Regions from separate parts of the Homo sapiens genome. Here region 1 is linked to region 2. Evidence: read pairs that join two places in POLR2A ChIA-PET (ENCODE). Cell type or tissue: CD4-positive, alpha-beta T cell. All regions are shown on one strand. Region 1 has its middle 5.6 kb from the start of SLC7A5. Region 2 overlaps KLHDC4 (kelch domain containing 4).

Region 1 (5,000 bases), 120 kb before region 2:
TCTTCCTGTGTGCGGCTGAATGACGCTCCAAGGGATGGCGGACTACACTGGGTTTATCCATCATCCACGGATGGACGGGCCTGAACTCTGACCCCGGCTCCTACTGTTGCTTCCATGTCATCTTTTTTTTTTTTTTTTCAAGACCAGTCTCGCCAGGCGCGGTGGCTCAAGCCTGTAATCCCAGCACTTTGGGAGGCCGAGGAGGGTGGATCACGAGGTCAGGAGATCAAGACCATCCTGGCTAACACGGTGAAACCCCGTCTCTACTAAAAATACAAAAAATTAGCCAGGCATGGTGGCGGGCACCTGTAGTCCCAGCTACTCAGGAGGCTGAAGCAGGAGAATGGCGTGAACCCGGGAGGCAGAGTTTGCAGTGAGCCGAGATCGCGCCACTGCACTCCAGCCTGGGTGACAGAGCGAGACTCCGTCTCAAAAAAAAAAAAAGACCGGTCTCGCTCTGTCGCCTAGGCTGGAGTGCAGTGGCATGATCTCAGCTCACAGCAGCCTCAACCTTCCTGATCTCAGGTGATCCTTCTACCTCAGCCTCCCCGGCAGCTGGAACTACAGGTGCACCACCACCACGCTGGGCTAGTTTTTGTATTTTTTGTAGAGACGGGGTCTCCCTATGTTGTCCAGGCTGGTCTTGAACTCCTGGGCTCAAGAAATTCTCCCACCTTGGTCTCCCAAAGGGCTGGCATTACAGGCATGAGCCACAGCGCCCAGCCTCCAAGTCATCTTTGACACGCAGAGCACATCTGAGAGCAGCAACAAGACTAACGTTGGGGCCAAAGTTAAGAAGTGGGGCGGAGCCTCCCTGGTGGCCGGTCATCAGCCCAGTGCCTGAAATGCATGCAAAGTCTATTTTTATTTTACCTAGTTGAACCTAAGCAAAAAATCTGGCCCTACAATCCCTAACCTTGCTCCTAGCTGTTACTGAGCAATCGCAGGGCTTCGGATTTTACTTGCAGGCATGGACACTGTTTACCGTTCCCCCATACGAACTTCAGGAAACGGGTGGGGGGACTACCCAAGTGTTCAAACAGAAGCTAGAAGGATTCGGTGAAGGAAAGTCATGAGTGTCTTTTCTTTAACAAGAATGGTGGATGTTTCCAGTGAAGAGGCAATGAGGCTTTCAAGGTGCCACCAGGGGCAGCTGAAATGAAGTTCTCTTTTTTTTGTTGTTAGATGGATTCTCAGTGTGTTGCCCAGGCTGGAGTGCAGTGGCACAATCTTGGCTCACTGCAACCTCTGCCTGCTGGGTTCAAGCAATTCTCCTGCCTCAGCCTCCCGAGTAGCTGGGATTACAGGTGCCTGCCACTGCGCCAGGCTAATTTTTGTATTTTTGGTAGAGACGGAGTTTCACCATGTTGGCCAGGCTGGTCTTGAACTCTTGACCTTGTGATCTGCCCACCTCAGCCTCCCAAAGTGCTGGGATTACAGGCGTGAGCCACCGCCCCCGGCCAAAATTCTCTTTTAACTGGGAGAATCCGCATGCTTATGAATCTGGCTGCCTATGTAAGTGGCGCCATCAGCGTGGCAGTCAGCATTGCCACGAGGATTAAAGGCCTGCCCTGGGTCTGAAGCTGGGCTTGGCCACTTACTGAACTGCCCTTTTTCTCCAACCATAAATGACAACTAACTATAGTTGCTGCAAAAATTAAATGGCATAGAGAGTGTGAAAGGAACATAAATCCTGGGACCCCACACTTGCTAACGAAAGGGAAAAGTGAAGCTGGTGACCGTGTCATGGGAACCAGCCTCCTGTTTCGGCTCCTAATTATTTAACAAACAGCTACAGAGATGAAAAGTTTGGCTGGGCTTGGTGGCTCACCCCTGTAATCCCAGCACTTTGGGAGGCCAAGGCGGGTGGATCACTTGAGGTTAGGAATTCCAGACCCGCCTGGCCAACATGATGAAACCCCGTCCCTACTAAAACTGCAAAACTTAGCCGGGCATGGTGGCAGGCGCCTGTAATCCCAGCTACTTGGGAGACTGAGGCAGAAGAATCAGTTGAACCCGGGAGGCAGAGGTTGCAGTGAGCTGAGATCGACCCACTACACTCCAGCCTGGTGACAGAGTGAGACTCCGTCTCAAAAAAAAAAAAAAAAAAAGATGAAAAGCGACACACCTCCCTCACATTTTGCCCATAAGGAAATTCCTTGTGGGCTCCAAGATCTTTACCCTAAGCGCTTCTGTTAAAGTTCACCCTGGCAATGTGAACCGTTAGCTTATCTTCACAGGTGCTGGGACGAGGGGCAGAACTGAGTCATCCCTCCGCCCACCTGAAGCAAATGCATATCTCATTGTTTCCGCTGCCCTATCGTCTAGGGTATCTTACGTGAAACGGCAGAGTCACTAAACCAGACAAAAACTTGAATTTTCCCCTACCCCCTTCACATGAAAATTGTGTACTGCCCAATATCCTGCCCTTCCCCCTTTCAATATTGAAGCCCTCAAAATCATCTTCGGAGAAAGGCATAGACCAGTCTCTCAGGTGCGCGTCCCTAATGTTGGCATTTAAAGCTAAAATGACGGAGACTTGCCTCGGTCGTCTTCCTTGACTGGCAAGAGTCTTTAAGGCCGAACACTGACTGAGTGGCTGCCCTACACACCTATCTGCCTGGAAACAGAACGGAATTTCTGATCGTACTCAGGGCAGCCCCACCTTGTCAAGCATGCAGATAGGAAAAGCTCACCTCTGAGCATAATAAAAGCATGGCTTTCAAAAACAACCTCCAGAAGAAGCAAGGACCCTTGCTATGTTAAAAGATGCAGGCATTTCTCCCCTGTGACTGAGAACCAGCCCGGCAGGGGACTCACAGGAGAGAGGCGGCCCCAGGAAGCCCCACTTCAATTAAGGGTTGTGAAGCCAGCAAATCTGAGACAGGCCTCCTTTAATTTAGAAAGCGTATTTTGCTAAGGTTGAGGGCGCACCCGTGACACAGCCTCGGGAGGTCCGGACCGCATGTGCCCAAGGTGGTTGGGGTGCAGCTTGGTCTTATACATTTTAAGGAGACATGAGACATCAATCAAGTACATTTAAAAAATACATTGGTTTGGTTCAGAAAGGCGGGACAACTCAAAGCAGGAGGGGGGCTTCCAGGCTAGAGGTAAATGTAAACATTTTCTTTTTTTTTTTTTTTGAGACAAGAGTTTCGCTCTTCCACCCAGGCTGGAGTGCAGTGGCACAATCTTGGTTCACTGCAACCTCTGCCTTCTGGTTTCAAGCGATTCTCTTGCCTCAGCCTCCCATTACAGGCGGTGCACCAACACGCCCAGCTGATGTTTATATATATATATGTGTGTGTATATATATGTGTGTGTGTGTATATATATGTGTATATATGTGTATATATACGTATATATGTATATATGTGTATATACATATATGTATATATATGTGTGTATATATGTGTATATATATGTGTGTATATATGTGTATATATGTGTGTATATATATGTGTGTATATATATATATATATATATATATATTTTTTTTTTGAGACGGAGTCTCGCTTTGTCACCCAGGCTGGAGTGCAGTGGTGCGATCTCCCGTCACTGCAACCTCCGCCTCCCACGTTCATGCCATTCTCCTGCCTCAGCCTCCCGAGTAGCTGGGACTACAGGCGCCCACCACCACGCCCAGCTAATTTTTTTGTATTTTTGGTAGAGACGGGGTTTCACCATGTTGGCCAGGCTGGTCTTAAACTCCTGACCTCAAGTGATCTGCCTGCTTCGGCCTCCCAAAGTGCTGGGATTACAGGCATGAGCCACCGCACTCGGCCAATGTTTATATTTTTAGTAGAGATGGGGTTTCACCATGTTGGCCAGGCTGGTCTTTAACTCATGACCTCGAGATCCCCCCGCCTCGGCCTCCCAAAGTTCCCAAATCGCTGGGATTACAAGTGTGAGCCACCGCGCCCAACCAATTTAAACATTTTCTGGTTGACAATTGTTTGAGTTTGTTGTCTAAAGACCTGGGATTGTTGCCGAGCATGGTGGCTCACGCCTGTAATCCCAGCACTTTGGGAGGCCGAGGTGGGCAGATCACCAGGAGTTCGAGACCAGCGTGGTCAACCTGGTGGAACCCAGCCTCTACTAAAAATACAAAAATTAGCCAGGTGTGGTGGCAGGTGCCTGTAATCCCAGCTACTCGGGAGGCTGAGGCAGGAGAATCACTTGATCCCGGGAGGCAGAGGTTGCAGTGAGCCAAGATCGTGCCATTGCACTCCAGCCAGGGCGACAGTGAGACTCTGTCTCAAAAAAAAAAAGAAAAACACAAAAGACCTGGGATCAGTAGAAAGCAATGTTTGGAGGCCGGGCACAGTGGCTCACACCTGTAATCCCAGCACTCTGGGAGGCCAAGGCGGGCGGATCACGAGGTCAGGAGATGGAGACCATCCTGACTAACACGGTGAAACCCCGTTTGTACTAAAAATACAAAAAAATTAGCCGGGCGTGGTGGCAGGCGCCTGTAGTCCCAGCTACTCTGGAGGCTGAGGCAGGAGAATCACTTGAACCCAGGAGGCGGAGCTTGCAGTGAGCCGAGATCGCGCCACCACACTCTAGCCTGGGCGATAAGTGAGACAAGAAAGAAAGAAAGAGAGAAAGAGAGAAAGAGAGAGAGAGAGAGAGAGAGAGAGAAAGAAAGGAAGGAAGGAAGGAAGGAAGGAAGGAAGGAAGGAAGGAAGGAAGGAAGAAAGAAAGAAAGAAAGAAAGAAAGAAAGAAAGAAAGAAAGAAAGAAAGAAAGGAAGGAAGGAATGTTTGGGTTGTGGTGAGGCTGTGGAGATGAAAGCTGTATCATGCAGATGAAGCTTTTAGCTAGGAGGCTTCAAAGAGAACAGGCTGTAAAATGTTAATCTTTAAGTCTGATAGACTTCAAGTATGTGTTGGTGTTAGTGCTGGAGAGGTCTAAAGAGGCCGTCCAACCCCCGATTCTCTTCCTGGCCCAAACCAGTCTTTCAGGTTAAATGTTAAGAGCCCTGGCTGAGGAGGAAGT
Region 2 (5,000 bases):
GGCGGCAACACCTGGGCTGGTGCCGCTGGTGGCTGGGTGGGGACCTCAGTTTGGGCCCCGTGTAGATCGTTTCTGAAGTTGTGTTTGGTGCTTTTCTGCAGAAAATCAATAGGTATTCAGTGAGAAAAGATTCAGGGTCAGAGGAATTTGGGAAACACTCTTTATTTTTTTTTCTGAGACGGAGTGTAGCTCTTGTTGCCCAGGCTGGAGTGCAATGGCACGATCTCGGCTCACTGTAGCCTCCTAGGTTCAAGTGATTCTCCTGCCTCAGCCTCCGGAGTAGCTGGGACAATAGGCATGCACCACCACGCCCGGCTAATTTTGTATTTTTAGTAGAGACGGAGTTTCTCCGTGTTGGTCAGGCTGGTCTTGAACTCCCGACCTTAGGTGATCCACCCACCTCGGCCTCCCAAAGTGCTGGGATTACAGGCGTGAGCCACTGTACCCGGCCTATTTATTATTTTTAAAAAGTTTTTTTTTTTCTTTTTTTCTTTTCTGAGACGGAGTTTTGCTTTTGTTGCCCAGGCTGGAGTGCTATGGCGCGATCTCAGCTCACTGCAACCTCTGGAGTCAGGCTGGCCTCAAATTCCTGACCTCAGATGATCCAACTGCCTTGGCCTCCCAAAATGCTGTGATTACAGGTGTGAGCCACTGCACCCGACCTAAAAAGTTTTTTTTATTGTGGTAAAATGTTTAACAAAATTTGCCATTTTATTTTATTTTTGTTTGGTTTTGGTTTTTTTGAGACAGAGTTTTGCTCTTGTTGCCCAGGCTGGAGTGCAATGGTATGATATCGGCTCACCGCAACCTCCACCTCCCAGGTTCAAGCAATTCTTCCTCAGCCTCCCAAGTAGCTGGGATTACAGGCATGCGCCACCATGCCTGGCTAATTTTGTATTTTTAGTAGAGATGGGGTTTCCTCATGCTGGCCAGACTGGTCTCGAACTCCCCACCTCAGGTGATCCGCCCGCCTCGGCCTCCGAAAGTGCTGGGATTACAGGCATGAGCCAATGCGCCTGGCCAAAATTTGCCATTTTAATCATTAAAACTGTGCAGTTCAGTGGAATTACTTCATGTCGCTGTGCAACCATTAGCACTAACCAGTTGCAACATTGTTTTATCACCCCAAATAGAAACTCTAGACCAACCTTGTCTAACTGGTGGCCCAGGACAGCTTCGAATGCAGCGTGACACGTATTTGTAAACTTTCTTAAAACATGATGAGATTTTTTTTTAAAGCTCATCAGCTATTGTTAGTGTTAGTGTATTTTATGCGTGGCCCGAGACAATTCTTCTTCCATTGTAGCCCAGGGAAGCCAAAAGATGGGAGAAGTGTCTAGACCCTTCAATGGTTGCTCCCTGTTTCCCCTCCCCCAGCCCCCTGGTGACTTCTGGTCAACTTTCTGTCACTGTGAATTGGCCTATTCTAGGTATTTTGCGTAAGTGGAGTCATAGAAGTGTCTTTTTGTGACTGACTTCCTTCACCTGGTATGTCCAAGTTCATCAGTTCTGTGGCATGTGTGAGAACTTTATTTCTTCTTATGGCTAAATCCTGTTCCGTCTGTGGGTATGCCACATTGTGTTTGTCCACTCATCTGCAGACCAACACTTAGGTTATTTCTACTGTTTGGCTTTTGTGAGGCCGTAACGAGCATTGCATACAGGTATCTGTTTGAGCTAATGCCTGGGAACGAACTGCTGGATTATGTGGTGATTCTGTGTTTAGCTTTTAATACTGGTTTCTTTCCTGCAGAAATTCCCAGCCTATGACATGTTTCTATGCAAATAAATCCCCAATAGAAAATAGAGTTCTCAGATTTCCCAAACTCACTTGACCTTGAAACCTGTTTTTCCTTTGAGAAACATCTTTTGGAGTTGGCATTATGGAGCACGCCTTGGGGAACGCCGTCTTAGAGGACTCTGAAGGGAGGATCTTTCCCAGTGATTCGCCAGATAGTCACTGTGTCTTTCATTACTTTCAACTGAAGTGGCCCTATGTATTTATTTATTTATTTTTTGTTTTTTTAAGACAGTCTTGCTCTGTCTCCCAGGATGGAGTGCAATGATGCAATCCTGGCTCACTGCAGCCTCTGCCTCCCGGGTTCAAGTGATCCTCCTGCCTCAGCCTCCTGAGTAGCTGGGATTACAGGTGCCCACCACCATGCCTGGCTACTTTTTGTATTTTTAGTAGAGACGGGGGGTTTCACCGTGTTTGCCAGGCTGGTCTTGAACTCCTCACCTCAGGTGATCTGCCCGCCTCAGCCTCCCAAAGTGCTGGGATTACAAGTGTGAGCCACCGGGCCTGGCCCATAATATTATTATGTAATTTCCTTGTAGCTCTTCTTTTGTTCTCATGTGAAATAAATAGAAAGTTGTTTGTATTTTCTAGATGGAAGATATCTGGCATGTATATTGAAGTACTTACATATGGACTTTTTTTTTTTTTTTTCAGATGGAATCTTGCTCTGTCGCCAGGCTGGAGTGCAATGGCATGATCTCAGCTCACTGCAACCCCCAACTCCCAGGTTCAAGTGGTTCTCCTGCCTCAGCCTCCCGAGTAGCTGGGACCATAGGCACGCACCACCATGCCCAGCTAATTTTTCTATTTTTAGTTGAGACGGGGTTTCGCCATGTTGGCTAGGATGGTCTCGATCTCTTCACCTCGTGATCTGCCTGCCTCGGCCTCCCAAAGTGCTGGGATTACAGGCAGGAGCCACTGCTCCTGGCCTAGTTACTGGACTTTTTAGAATGGTTTTGAGGTGATTTGACAGGATAGGCTCTTAAAAGAGGACAGTTCTGAGGTCCAGGCACGGTGGCTCACACCTGTAATCCCAGCACTGTGGGAGGCCGAGGTGGGCAGATCACTTGAGGTCCGGAGTTTGAGACCAGCCTGGCCAATGCAGTGAAACCCCATCTCTACTAAAAAATACAAAAACTAGCTGGGTGTGGTGGTGGGCACCTGCAATCCCAGCCACTCGGAGGGCTGAGGCAGGAGAATTGCTTGAACCCAGGAGTTGGAGGTTGTGGTGAGCTGAGATTGTGCCATTGCACTCCAGCCTGGGTGACAAGAGGGAAACTCCATCTCAAAAATGAAAAAAAACAAATCAAAAAAACAGTTCTGGAACATTTGATACATCAGTAGGGGCATCTGGACTTATTCCTGCCTGGGGAATTTTTTTTTTTTTTTTTTTTTTGTTAATACAACCAGACACTGTGTCAGTCCAGCTCCATGGTTGTCCTTGGAGTGTGGCCCTGGGCACTGGTAGAGGGGTTGGTGTTCAAGTGGCACCTTTGCTTCCTTTCTCGATGCCAGGCTCTCCTTTCAGGAAGTGTAGAGGCAGCCAGTTTGTGGTGACAGAGGATTCTGTGAGGAAGGGGACAGCGCTCAGGTGGGTATCGGGGGTGATCTTGCTGACCTGCCGCTTGTGTGTCTTGTAGGTTAAATGCCTCCCTCTCGGTTCATCCTGAGAAAGATGAGTTAATCCTTTTTGGAGGTGAATATTTCAACGGCCAAAAAGTAAAGTATATATTTTTTTCTTTTCTTCCCATGTTGCGTGAGTATCATTTGACAGAAAGTTAACTTAAGGCAGTGACATCAAATATGCGTTAGCCCCTTCACCCCTTGTATCACGCGCTTGAGCCGTCAGGCCTGATGTGAGACGTCGCCAGGATGCTCCAGGCCCTGGCATGACTGTTGATGACTTCAGTGGTCCTGGGGTCTCTATTCCTGGGACTTAGGCTGAGGCCCAGCTCTGCCGTCATCACTCTTGGCGGGCGCACCCCTCTTTGTGGTTGTCTGTGCTGTTCTTCCTCCCAGCGGGTTTCCAGGTTTCACACTCAGCTTTCAGGTTGTCTTAAACACGGAAAGTGCTGATAAATTTTAGGGCTAATTTTTATTTTTGAGCAGGCCAGTAAGACCTGTGTTTCACAATTGTGTGTGACACACAAAAGCAGGAGCTCACCTTCCCTGCAGCCCGGGATGGGCCTTGGGGGTTTGACTGCATTTGTCCATCTTCGTCTCTCAGTTTTCGTGCATTTAGAAACTAGGCTTGACTGGGTACAGTGGCTCATGCCTGTAATCCCAGCACTTTGGGAGGCCGAGGTGGGCAGATCACCTGAGGTCAGGAGTTTGAGAGCAGTCTGGCCAATGTGGTGAAACCCAGTCTCTGCTAACGATACAAAAATTAGCGGGGTGTGGTGGCGGGCGCCTGTAGTCCTAGCTACTTGGAGGCTGAGGCAGAGAATCACTTGCACCTGGGAGGCGGAGGTTGCAGTGAGCAAAGATTGCGCCATTGCACTCCATTGTGGGCAACAGCGAGACTTCATCTCAAACAAAACAAAAACAAAAAAACTAGGCTGGAATTAGGAGAATGACCAGTCCTAATAACAACGAGGGCTTTCAGTACCTTCCAGATTGATGGGCCTGGTGGGCGTTCGGTCGTTTTCATTGTGTCGTCATCCCCAATGGCCCCGGGGACCCAGCCCATGGCCTCCCTGTGCTGGTATGGTTTACATTCCTTTAGCATGTCAGTTTCCCAGGGAATTGTCATGATTAAGATTGTTCTCACCACTTCCTTGGAAGCGTATCATTTGTGACACTGACATTCTTCTTCCTTCCTGTAGACTTTTTTGTATAACGAGCTCTATGTCTACAATACCAGAAAGGACACCTGGACCAAAGTTGACATCCCCAGTCCACCTCCGAGGCGCTGTGCTCACCAGGTAATGTCAGCACTGACTCTCAGCCACCCTCCCTCTTCCCACGTGGGAGTCTGGTAGACACACGGAGAGTTGATAGGTGACAGGCAGCTGGTGCGGAGGGGCTGGGCCCTGTAGATCGCCTGGTTCTGCTGTTTGCTCACTTGGATTCCTTACTCAGCTTCTTCACTGTGAGACGGGGAGGAGAACACCTGCTCCCCAGGTGGCATGAGGATCACATGAAATATTCCATGTAAAATAGCTCGTGTCGTTCCTGGTGTGTCGCAGCCACTGGCAGAATG

What was found. Peaks named below come from ENCODE experiments on the same cell type or tissue, not always from the same donor. Only the 100,000 strongest peaks of a DNase experiment are listed, where the experiment ranks them.
Region 1: POLR2A ChIA-PET joins it to region 2 with 11 read pairs; 23 of 35 experiments call an interaction of 5 or more read pairs at or near these places.

The regions. Positions count from the first base shown.
Region 1 is chr16:87,872,617-87,877,616 of GRCh38, reverse strand. No RefSeq gene overlaps it. Among named protein-coding and RNA genes, the nearest start is that of SLC7A5, 5.6 kb to the right of the region's middle. RefSeq lists an enhancer at 1,096-1,623. In CD4-positive, alpha-beta T cell, no CTCF peak of the experiment used is centred here; a DNase peak (open chromatin) is centred at 2,286; H3K4me3 peaks cover 538 bases.
Region 2 is chr16:87,754,916-87,759,915 of GRCh38, reverse strand. It overlaps KLHDC4 (kelch domain containing 4), which reads left to right. Exons shown (of 12, transcript NM_017566.4): 3 at 3,439-3,517; 4 at 4,624-4,722. Among named protein-coding and RNA genes, the nearest start is that of KLHDC4, 8.6 kb to the left of the region's middle. In CD4-positive, alpha-beta T cell, no CTCF peak of the experiment used is centred here; no DNase peak of the experiment used is centred here.